2 separate regions of the Homo sapiens genome follow, and region 1 is linked to region 2. The links are chromatin loops, found by intact Hi-C in ENCODE. Cell type or tissue: prostate gland. All regions are shown on one strand. Region 1 overlaps FOCAD (focadhesin). Region 2 has its middle 17 kb from the start of IFNB1.

Region 1 (5,000 bases), 110 kb before region 2:
TAAAGCCTGAAAATGAGTCAGGAAAGTAACTATATATTCAATTCTTTTCCTTTCTTGACTTTCAGGTGAAGAGATCCAGCAACTGTGCCTTGAAATTATGGTGACCCAGGCACAGTCATCCCAGAATGCAGCTGCACTATTGGGCTTGTGGGTGACACCACCACTGATCCACAGTCTGAGTGTATGTAGTAACTAAGGGTGTTGGCCAACAGGAGGATATTGTTCTTTAGGAGGATATTAACATTCATTTGGGTGTGTGTTCTCAAAGTCAAGAGGAGACAGATGAGATCTTCACAAAAATCGAGGGTTTGATAGTAGCTGGCCTGCATATTGGAAAATTATATAGTTCAGAACCCTGCCATAGCCATTACCGTTCATGCTTTAGCTACCATTTATTACCAAAAGTGGAAAATGATGATCAGAGATATTAAAGTTCCTTTCTCAAGATCATATAGCTAGAAAGTGGTGGAATTATTTGAACTTATGTTTATTTGATTATATAGTATATGTAATTATTTCAGTACATATTAAGAGAAAGGAAATCCATATGTACCGGACTTATCCATGTATTATCCTTCCCCTTTCCCAGAGGAGGCAGCAATTAAGGTGGGCCATGATTTGGTTAGGTATCACATCAAGGGGACCAGGGGATGTAGGTGGGAGAGTGTAAGTGGAGAGCATGAAAGATCTCTACTAGGCTGTTTAGCTTGAGCAAAGCGTTGAGAAAGCAATGACCGAGTCTGGTGTTTTTGATAGAGGGGGCTAGCACCTTTCACGTATAGGCCAAGGGCAGATAGGAAGAATAGGGCAAGAGAGTTTAAAGATGTAAAGTTAGTAAAGATGTATAATTTTGATTAGGTTTCAAACTAGAACAGAAAAACATATTCCATGATTCTTTAGAGGTTTACCAGTTGATGTAAGTTAAATGCTGTCATCTTTTAATTGTCTCCATAATCTGGACTATTCTTCTGTCCTAGGAGGCTTTAATTGTTTGAGAATAGTGCAAAGCCCTCTTATCATTTCCTCAGTCTCTTGGCCTTTGTCCCTATTCAGCCTTGTTTCTGTTTTTTTGTTGTTGTTTTTGAGACAGTTTCTCGCTCCATAGCCCAGGCTGGAGTGCAGTGGCAGAATCTCGACTCACTGCAACCTCCGCCTCCTGGGTTCAAGTGATTTTCATGCCTCAGCCTCTCAAGTAGCTGGGACTATAGGTGTGCACCACCGTGCCCATCTAATTTTTGTATTTTTAGTAGAGATGGGGTTTCACCAAGTTGGCAAGGCTGGTTTCGAACTCCTGACCTCAAGTGATCTGCCCACCTCAGTCTCCCAAAGTGCTGGGATTACAGGTGTGAGCCACCACGCTGGGCCTGTTTTTGTTTTTTTAAACCTTTCCTACTCCTCCTCACTGTCTTTAATTGAAAGTGGATGTTATCAAGGTCTGCATCTTTCTGTCAGGTATTAACTTCATTCCACCTGTCTGCTCCAAGTGGCTCCCAGCTGCCTGCCACTTACTGAGCCCTTGCTGTGCACCTGGTACCTGCAAGCACTCAGTGAGTACTTACAGAAATCAGACTTAATTTCTCTACAGCCTGACGGGACAGTTTTAAAAGTAGCTTTGTTGAGTTATAATCTATATAGCCTAAAATATGGCTGTTTTAAAGTGTAAAATGTGATGAATTTGAGTACCTTTACAGGTTTTTCAATCATCACCAAGAATATTTCCATCACCTGACAAGTTCCATTGTGCTTGCTTGTAGTCATTCCCCACTCCCAGCTTCAGACCCAAGCCACCACCAATCTGCTTTCTATTTGTAGTATTGCCTTTCTAAAATAACCTTTATTTATATAATTTTATATAAATTATATATAAATTTCATATAAATTTTTGAAATTCTTTAGAATGGAATTATACAATATGAATTTTTTTATGTCTGTCTTGTTTCATGTCTGAGAGATACATTTTATTATTTCCATTTTAACAGAATTATAAACTGAGGCAAATGGAGGTCAAGCAAAGTTTGCCTAGCTAATAAAAGAGAGAGCTCTATCTATCTGAGTTCAAAGCCCTGTTCTATTCACTCCTTCTTACTTTTGAATCAGACCTATTTCCAGCCTGTTGGGTTGGCCTTCGAAATTTTCCTAAATTTTACTTATCCTTTCATTTATCTTTTAGATCTGTGCTACTCTGTGCATTTGTCTTTGATTATTTATCTTTATTGTTATCTTGGTTAATAAATTAAGTTTGTGAGTTCATTTTCTTAAATATAGAATGATCTGAGATGGCATATTCTTTAAAATGAGGTCTTGAGAAAACTCATGCAACTACACTGATCTTTTTAGAAATTTGCAGAAAACATTGTTCCTCTGTCCCTCCCCTATTTTTGTGTGCTATCTTGAAAAAACAAAAATAGCACACAAAAAAGTTTTTGCCAGATTTTACTTTTTAGATCACTTATTTTGCCAGATTTTATTTTTAGATCACTTATTTTAGACTTGCTGCCCCTTTAGTAGCATGTTTATGTTCCTAAGAATTTTTGAAGCCCACTTGGTTGAAGTCTGTCATATAACAGAGCTGTTACTAACATGCCCTTTCTTGGCTCTCATGAACTCTAAGGTGCCTGGTCAGTTCTACGTGCTCAGCTGGTGGTTTTACTTTGGTCATAAATGGTCCCAGCATGTCACTTCTCCTTATTACTTCCTTATTTTTTCTCAGAAGAAGAAATTAATAGTATCAGATGCTCTGTTTAGTTGATTTTCAGCAGTTGAGCCTTTCATCTTCCAGAGCTTTTCTTGCCAGAGAATGTGACCTTTTAAAACTGAAAAGTAACTGTCATGTACTTTCAGAAGTAGCATTTTATTCCCGTCACTGAAACCTTGAAAACATCCAAGGTTTAAGCTGAGTAGTTCACAGATGGGTTGGCAGATCCCATATAAACACATGATTCACCCTGGATCAGAAGTAACTGCAGAAGCCAAAATTACATGCATTGGTGGCCCATTGGACCGTGAAGCTGTGGGAAAATGAAGGGGGAAGGAAGTAACCTGAACCTTTTATCTCTCAGTCTACCCTCAAACACAGTGATGATGTACAGGTTTTGAACATTGCAAACCCAGACTTGCCTATTTACATTCAACCCCTTCTGTTTTACTTCCAGCTGAATACCAAGAGATATCTCCTGATATCTGCACCTCTGTGGATAAAACACATCTCTGATGAACAGATCCTGGGTTTTGTTGAAAATTTAATGGTGGCAGTTTTTAAAGCAGCTTCCCCACTTGGAAGTCCTGAGCTATGCCCAAGTGCTTTACACGGTCTGAGCCAGGCCATGAAACTGCCCAGCCCTGCCCACCACCTCTGGAGTCTGCTCTCTGAAGCTACTGGGAAAATTTTTGACCTCCTGCCAAATAAGATTCGGGTGAGGAACAAAAATATTTACATTCCTGACAATTTATGTTTGGGATATTTTAAAGGCTTCTTGGCAAAGTGGGGAGGTGTATGTTTTAAGAATGTGGGTGGGAAGGCTAGCAAGAAATAACCACATTCTTTACTAGGAGTGTATTTGTTTCCAAGATCTAAATTGAGGTTGAATATTTAGAACCAAAGTTTTGAGCAAGCTTAGAAGCAGTTTAACCAGTGCTGCACCAGGAAATTTGCTATTAGGCGTTTTTACCAAATGCCTCTTGTAGAAGACGAGAAGGCTCAGAAGTCCTTACGCTTTACACCTGGAGAATCCGTGGGCATGAGTTCCCATATACTGTTTATATAAAACAATTTAGCATCGCCCTTCCCTCCCCCAAAAGACCTCTGAATTGTAATTTTACAAAGAGGTTAGAAATTTATTTGGGATGAAGGAATTTTGATAAGGAGAAAAATGTATAGCCAAAACAAAACAAAACAAAAAAACACAAAGTAACAGGAAAGATGTCTTCAAAATGATAAAAATTGGCCAAATGTTTTGGTTTGGTTAAAATTAAAATCTCATCAGCTGCTGTTCATGGGGATAAGAAAATCTAATAATTTGTCAGAACATTTTGACCTGTTATTTTACACTGTTTGTTGACATGTTTGGGATTTTTCTTTATCAGAGAAAGGATCTAGAGCTGTATATCAGCATAGCAAAATGCCTCTTAGAAATGACAGATGATGATGCCAATCGGATCGCCCAGGTTACTAAGGTAATAACATATCTTTCTATACCTTTTTTCATTATTGAGCCAGAAATTACGATTGAATAATTGATTTCAGTGTTTGGCTGAAGCAAGTTTTGCTTCATTTTTGTTATTGGTTAATTTCAGGAAACTATATTTCATTTACATTGTTGAGCCTCTTGTTCAGCCTACTAATGTGGTTGGTGCTTAACAAATGTTGTATGGATGGATAGATGGATGAATAACTTTTTAACCCGATTTCTCCCACTTTGTCCTTCACCTGATCCTATCCTTAGGAATGAAGAAGGTGGTTGATTGAAAAGCAAGCACTATTAGCCCTGACACAGGATAATTTATTTCCCACACCCATGCCCAAGTCAAACGATGAATGAGCAAAAAGTAGCATATCAGTAAAGTTGCCAGATTTAGCAAACAAAATGCAAGATATTTTGTTAAATTTGAGTTGCAGATCAATAATGAATCATTTCTTAGTACAAGTACATGCCAAATGACACACTTGTATTTGAATGGCAGTTTTGCATACCAACTAATACCAATGGTCTAGAGAACTGTGAGCTCCCTTATAGCTGGTGGACTTCGTGTCATTTATTTTACTTTATGGCAGGTTTGCCTATTCAATCAGATCCTTGAATTTCTGCATCATATGGCAGTGGTTCTCAGAATGTGGTCTTTGCATAAGTAGCATCAGCATCGCCTTGGAAATGATTAGAAATGTGAGTTCTTGAGCCCCCATCTAGGCCTACTGAATCAGAAACTCTGCAGACGGAGCCCAGGAGTCTATGTTTTAATTGTCTCTCCAGGTGATTCTGGTGTATCCTAAGGTTTGAAAACCA
Region 2 (5,000 bases):
TTTATCTGTCAGAGCACTTAATCATAGTTTAAAATTCCCAGTCTGATAATACCAACATCACTGCCATGTCTGGTTCTGATGCTTGCTCTGTCTCTTCAAATTCTGTCTTTTTGTATTTTAGTATGCTTTGTTATTTTACTACTGCAAATAGGCCTTTAAAAATGTGACAGTAAGGTATTAGGAAGGGGAGGTGTTCTCTAGTCCTACCAGTAGGTCTCTGTTTTTAGTGAGCCTGTGCCTCTGGACTGTGAACTTCGAAAGTGTTTCTGTGTCCTCCCTCCCCCTTTAGGTGGAGCAGGATGGCTAGAACTGGCTGGAGTTGGGTATTTTTCTTCCTTCAAGTCAGTTGAAAATAGGCTCTAATAAAACTCCAGGAGATTAGATTCTAGTCAACTAGCTTTTTCTGACTGCAGACCTTGTTAAGAGGAATGGAGTGCATCCAAATATTCTCACCTTTATTGCTGGAAGCACTAGAGAATTTTTCTCTGATATTTCCTGTGAGAACCAGCTAAATCACCTAGACATAAAATGCAAAAAGTATGAGGACCCTCCTATAACTAAGTCCTCTTGAGTTTTTAATTCTCAGTTGTCCACACTGAGCCTTCACCAATTCATCAATTATAGTCCAGGTTTTCCTGGTTCCCTTAGTGGTTTCCACTGGTGAATCTCTGTTCTGGTTTAAGCTATAACTCTCCAGATTTGCCTGCCCGTTTCTCCAATCTTGGAGGTAGTAATTGTCTCTGTGTCCTCACTTCTCATGGATCCAAACAGAGTTTTTGGATTTTACGTCTGTTCAGCTTGTTAGGCCAGAGTGGCCATTTCCAAGCTCCTTACATGTAGAAGTGGCTATAATTGAATTTTTAATTCAATTAAGAGGATCAAAAAACCAATGAAAACTATTATATTACTACATAGTTATTTCTAAATTGAGAGTGATTTTTTTTTAACCTTGATCACCAATGAAGATTAATCAACTTCTCTCATTTTTTATTTTTGTAAGTGAGCAGGGGACATTTAAGCACATGGTGGGTGGTAAGCATCATTAAGGTGGGAAATCAGACTGCAACAGGATGCTATAAAGGCCAGGACAAGGCAGTTATTTCTTTCACCTGATAAATACACAGTCATTTATTTAATGAATATTTATTATTAATTAATGTATTAATGAATATTAAGTACTTGGTAAATAATATTTATATTTTTATAGGATATTTAATAATATATATTGAGCATTCCATAAATAGAAATAGTGAATATTAGAATATTATTGGGCTATTCTAAAAATGTCTTTCAAAAAAGTTATGCTGTTGGCTTGATATATGTATTGTGCATTGTTTCTGAGTTTATTCCAATGTATTTTATGCTTTATTATTGTTATATTTTGAAGAGAAAGTTATTTTTTCATTACCTGTTCTAATTTTTAATGGGACCAATTTTCATTACATTTCAGGTATATGTGTCTTTCTGTTATTTTAAGTGAACATTTAAAACTTCCTGAATTATAATACTAATATGACAAATATCAATAAATAGAAACACATGAGCACAATCTTTTTGGATGTGTCCACAATTTTTAAGTGTCGATGGCTTCTGAAACCGAAACAGTTGAGAACTGCTGATGTTGATAAGATTTACAAGAGCCTATTTAGGTGGTTAATTTGGCATATAATAGTATTAATCTCTAGTTTTATTGGTTGTCTTCTCTAAATCACAGGAAAACAAATGTGGAATTTTCCTGACCATGGGTAGTGACTGTGGTGTAGCTTCAGATTGCATTTGGAGAAAAGTCCATTGGAAAAGCATGGGGAAGGGAGGTAATGAGGACGCAAAAGGCAGAAGAGCTTCGTTCAAAAACAGTACCCTCCACAATAATAAAATGAAGGGTAATCTCACCAAAGTCTTAATTACATTGGAAAATTTTGCTCAGTGACCAAGAAAGTTCCTGTGAAACTTGGGAATTACAAAGGAAAAGCCTAAGTTCAGGGGAAGGAAAAAGAAGAATTGTTTTTCTCTCTTCAACCTGCTGTTTCCCTCTCACCCTCATTCAGTTCCTGAAGCTGCTTCTTTCCATGCTGGGCTTTATAACCGCAAGCCAACAGCTAGTTGGGTAGGGAATCCACCTTCAGACCTCCGACCTCGTGTGAAGAGGCAGAGCATGCCGCTGAGATCTATGTGCCACTGGTTTCAGACATTTCTCTGTTCCTTTTCCCTTTCCCACATCCTGGATGTCTTGTCATAGTCAAAGGCCTTTGACTAGATCCATTCGTTAGTTTCCGTTCTGTCACCTAAGAATCCAGGAGAGACTAGGCCACTTCACGGGGGCTCTGCCTGTCTTGTTAATGTCGGGATTCCTGACATGATATTAAAATAACGGCACCTTGGACATTGAGAAAACTGCAGAATCAAGAAGGTCATTCACTGACTTTGTCTCACCTTTCTTTGTGAAAGCTGGTCATAAGATAATTATCTGTCCTATCTCCCCTGAAAGTATGTCGTAAGACCCCCATGTGACAGGTGTCCTTCCCTGCTTCTGGAGGAAAGGAATAAAGACACAGGGACACCAAGAATAATCTGAACAGCAGGCCTTCCTAAGTCCCCCCTCAGTTTATTAACAATACTTCATATCCCCTTTGTGTCCAATATGCTTTTACATGACTGTCCATTTTTCATTAAACCTAAGCATAAAAATAGACAGTTTCTCTGGGTCTTTGGATCTTCATTTCTAAAGCCTCTTGTCTCCCATGAAAATTAGTTTAAAAAATTAGTTATGGTTTTCTCTTGTTAATCTTCTTTTATTATAGGGGTATTAACCATGAACCTAGCAATAGGTGAGAAAAGGCACTACTTTTTTTTCCCACACTAATGACAACTTCTGCCTTATGCAAACACAACCAGAGGGTCCTACAGTCTTCACCGCCAGCCACAGTTGGAATGGTCTCATCAATGGATTGATGGCCCAGGGACGCACAAGGGCTGTGCTGAGGCTCAGGAAACAATCCCCCAAAATGACGGCCACAGAAGCAGCCTCAGAAGCAAAACTTTCTCTGACTTTCTCCTGCCCTTCTCTCTGTGGCCCCTTATTCTCTAGAATCTCTCTAGAATCCCTCTTCCCAAGGCAGGCCATAGAAACCAGAATTCCCTTCCCCAAAGCCAGCCATAAAACCTAAACATATTACTTCAACCTCCTCCTTGCCTTTCTGTGTAAAAGCTGACCATAAGGAAATTATGTGACCTGCCTTATCTGATGGTAGAATATAACTCCATTCAGAGAGGGCCCTGCCCCATTCCCAGAGTAAGGAATGTTGCACAAACAAACCCAGAAGAATCTAGACAGACAGGCCTTGCTAGGCTTCCTCACTCAGTCTATTAGCATTAGATCATGCCCTTTTTGTCCAGTCATTTTTCTACATAGCTGTCCAATTCTTCATTAACCTAAGCATAAAAATGGTATCTTTGGGCTTTCATTCTGAAGGCTCCCATGTCACATGAAACTACTATACAATTAATTTGTATGGCTTTTTGCCTATTAATCTGCCTTTTGTCAGATGATTTTTCAGTGAAGCTTCAGAGGTCAAAGGGCTAATTTTCCCCTGGCCCCTACAGCTGCCCACCCAACATTTCTTACCAGGTGCTACCTGGACTCCCTCTGCTAGAAGCTCCACATTGGCCCTATCCAATACAGTCTTCAGTCACCCTCCAGCCTGGGTTTACTTTTCCCTTTGGATACCAGGCATTTCTCTGAGCTGTATGTTATTTAATCCTCACAACCATACTCAGGGGTAAATGCAGCCAGGCCTAGGGTTAAGAAGAGAATACACAGACAACACACTTACAGCAGCTGCTGAATAAGCACCAGCTCCATTCCCTTCACAAACACGTGGACATGTCTATTTTTGGTTTTTCTGTGGGTGCTTCCTATCTTGGAAGCAGTTTCTGGTGCTTCTACAAAGTGAAACCAAAACCCTGTACATCATTAAAACTTACAACCAATTACATTTTTATTTCATCATCAGGGGCTGTACGATGAACCAGGTGGTGCAAAAATAACAATGAGGGTGATGCAACAAGTGAAAAGGAAACTAAATGTGAATTGTCGAATTGGAATTGAAGAATGGAGCGGGTATTCCCCTTTGCCCTGGTGCTTGCCTGAGGCAAGTGCTGCTTATCTTCACAAAGCAGAAGATTCTTCTGGCTGCCTGGAAGATGCCTCTGTTATTTTAGTGAAAACATTTAGCTCCTCGAAAGGTAGAGAGAACCAAGAGGTAAAGTGTGCCATTGTAGACAGCTGGTGTGTGTGCCAGGTAGCAGTGCTTCTGTCTACATCCTGGGATATTTGCTGCGAAATGATTGGCTCAGTCACCAAGTGAATGGCTCTTTCTGCCTCTCCCTTGTGAGTAGTTGAGCTGGCATTAAAAAGTTCCTGGCTAGTTCTTTTGAAATTACCTCACCTTCCTGCAGACCTAGAACATTAGGGAATAATCCTCTAATCAGTTTCAAATAGGAGAGCTCACATGTAAGCAGCCTTATTTAAGTGCCAGGCATCATTCTGAGCATGTTATATAAATTAAACAATTAATCCTCACCACAGTTTTATGAGGTAGGACTGTGGTTATCTTAATTTTACAGATAAGGGAACTGGGCAACGAGAGGTCTGTTTCCTTTCCCCGTTATGACATCCCAAAATAGCATTTTGCTCCTTGAGTTCTAGTAGGAACATTCAAGGCCTGGTTGGCCTTTCCCATCTCTCACTCTGGACCCCTGGAGGGAAGAAAACTTGGTCTTATTCCTAGCTCTCATTTTTCACTTATTTCTTATTTTTAGAAAATGTGCAATTCTGCCAACTCTTTGCTTTAGCTCTTGCTTTCAAATGACTTGCACATCTCTGTCCTTTCTCCCCTTTTCCAAAATTTTCAATGTCATTTGCATCCTTCCATCAGTTCTAAAATGCTAGTTACTTGTGGATGTCTCTCCATTTTACGCCCTGTTCTGAGCCTATGGCT

What was found. A loop is a pair of places that touch in the nucleus more often than their neighbours do. Peaks named below come from ENCODE experiments on the same cell type or tissue, not always from the same donor. Only the 100,000 strongest peaks of a DNase experiment are listed, where the experiment ranks them.
Region 1: it touches region 2 in a loop (2.5-fold over the local background); 12 of 110 quality-filtered maps call a loop at or near these places.

Annotation. Positions count from the first base shown.
Region 1 is chr9:20,978,274-20,983,273 of GRCh38, forward strand. FOCAD (focadhesin) reads left to right here. Exons shown (of 44, transcript NM_001375567.1): 37 at 66-181; 38 at 3,153-3,413; 39 at 4,084-4,173. Among named protein-coding and RNA genes, the nearest start is that of HACD4, 51 kb to the right of the region's middle. In prostate gland, no CTCF peak of the experiment used is centred here; DNase peaks (open chromatin) are centred at 2,938 and 3,348; H3K27ac peaks cover 1,114 bases.
Region 2 is chr9:21,092,462-21,097,461 of GRCh38, forward strand. No RefSeq gene overlaps it. Among named protein-coding and RNA genes, the nearest start is that of IFNB1, 17 kb to the left of the region's middle. RefSeq lists enhancers at 3,862-4,131, 4,029-4,323. In prostate gland, no CTCF peak of the experiment used is centred here; no DNase peak of the experiment used is centred here.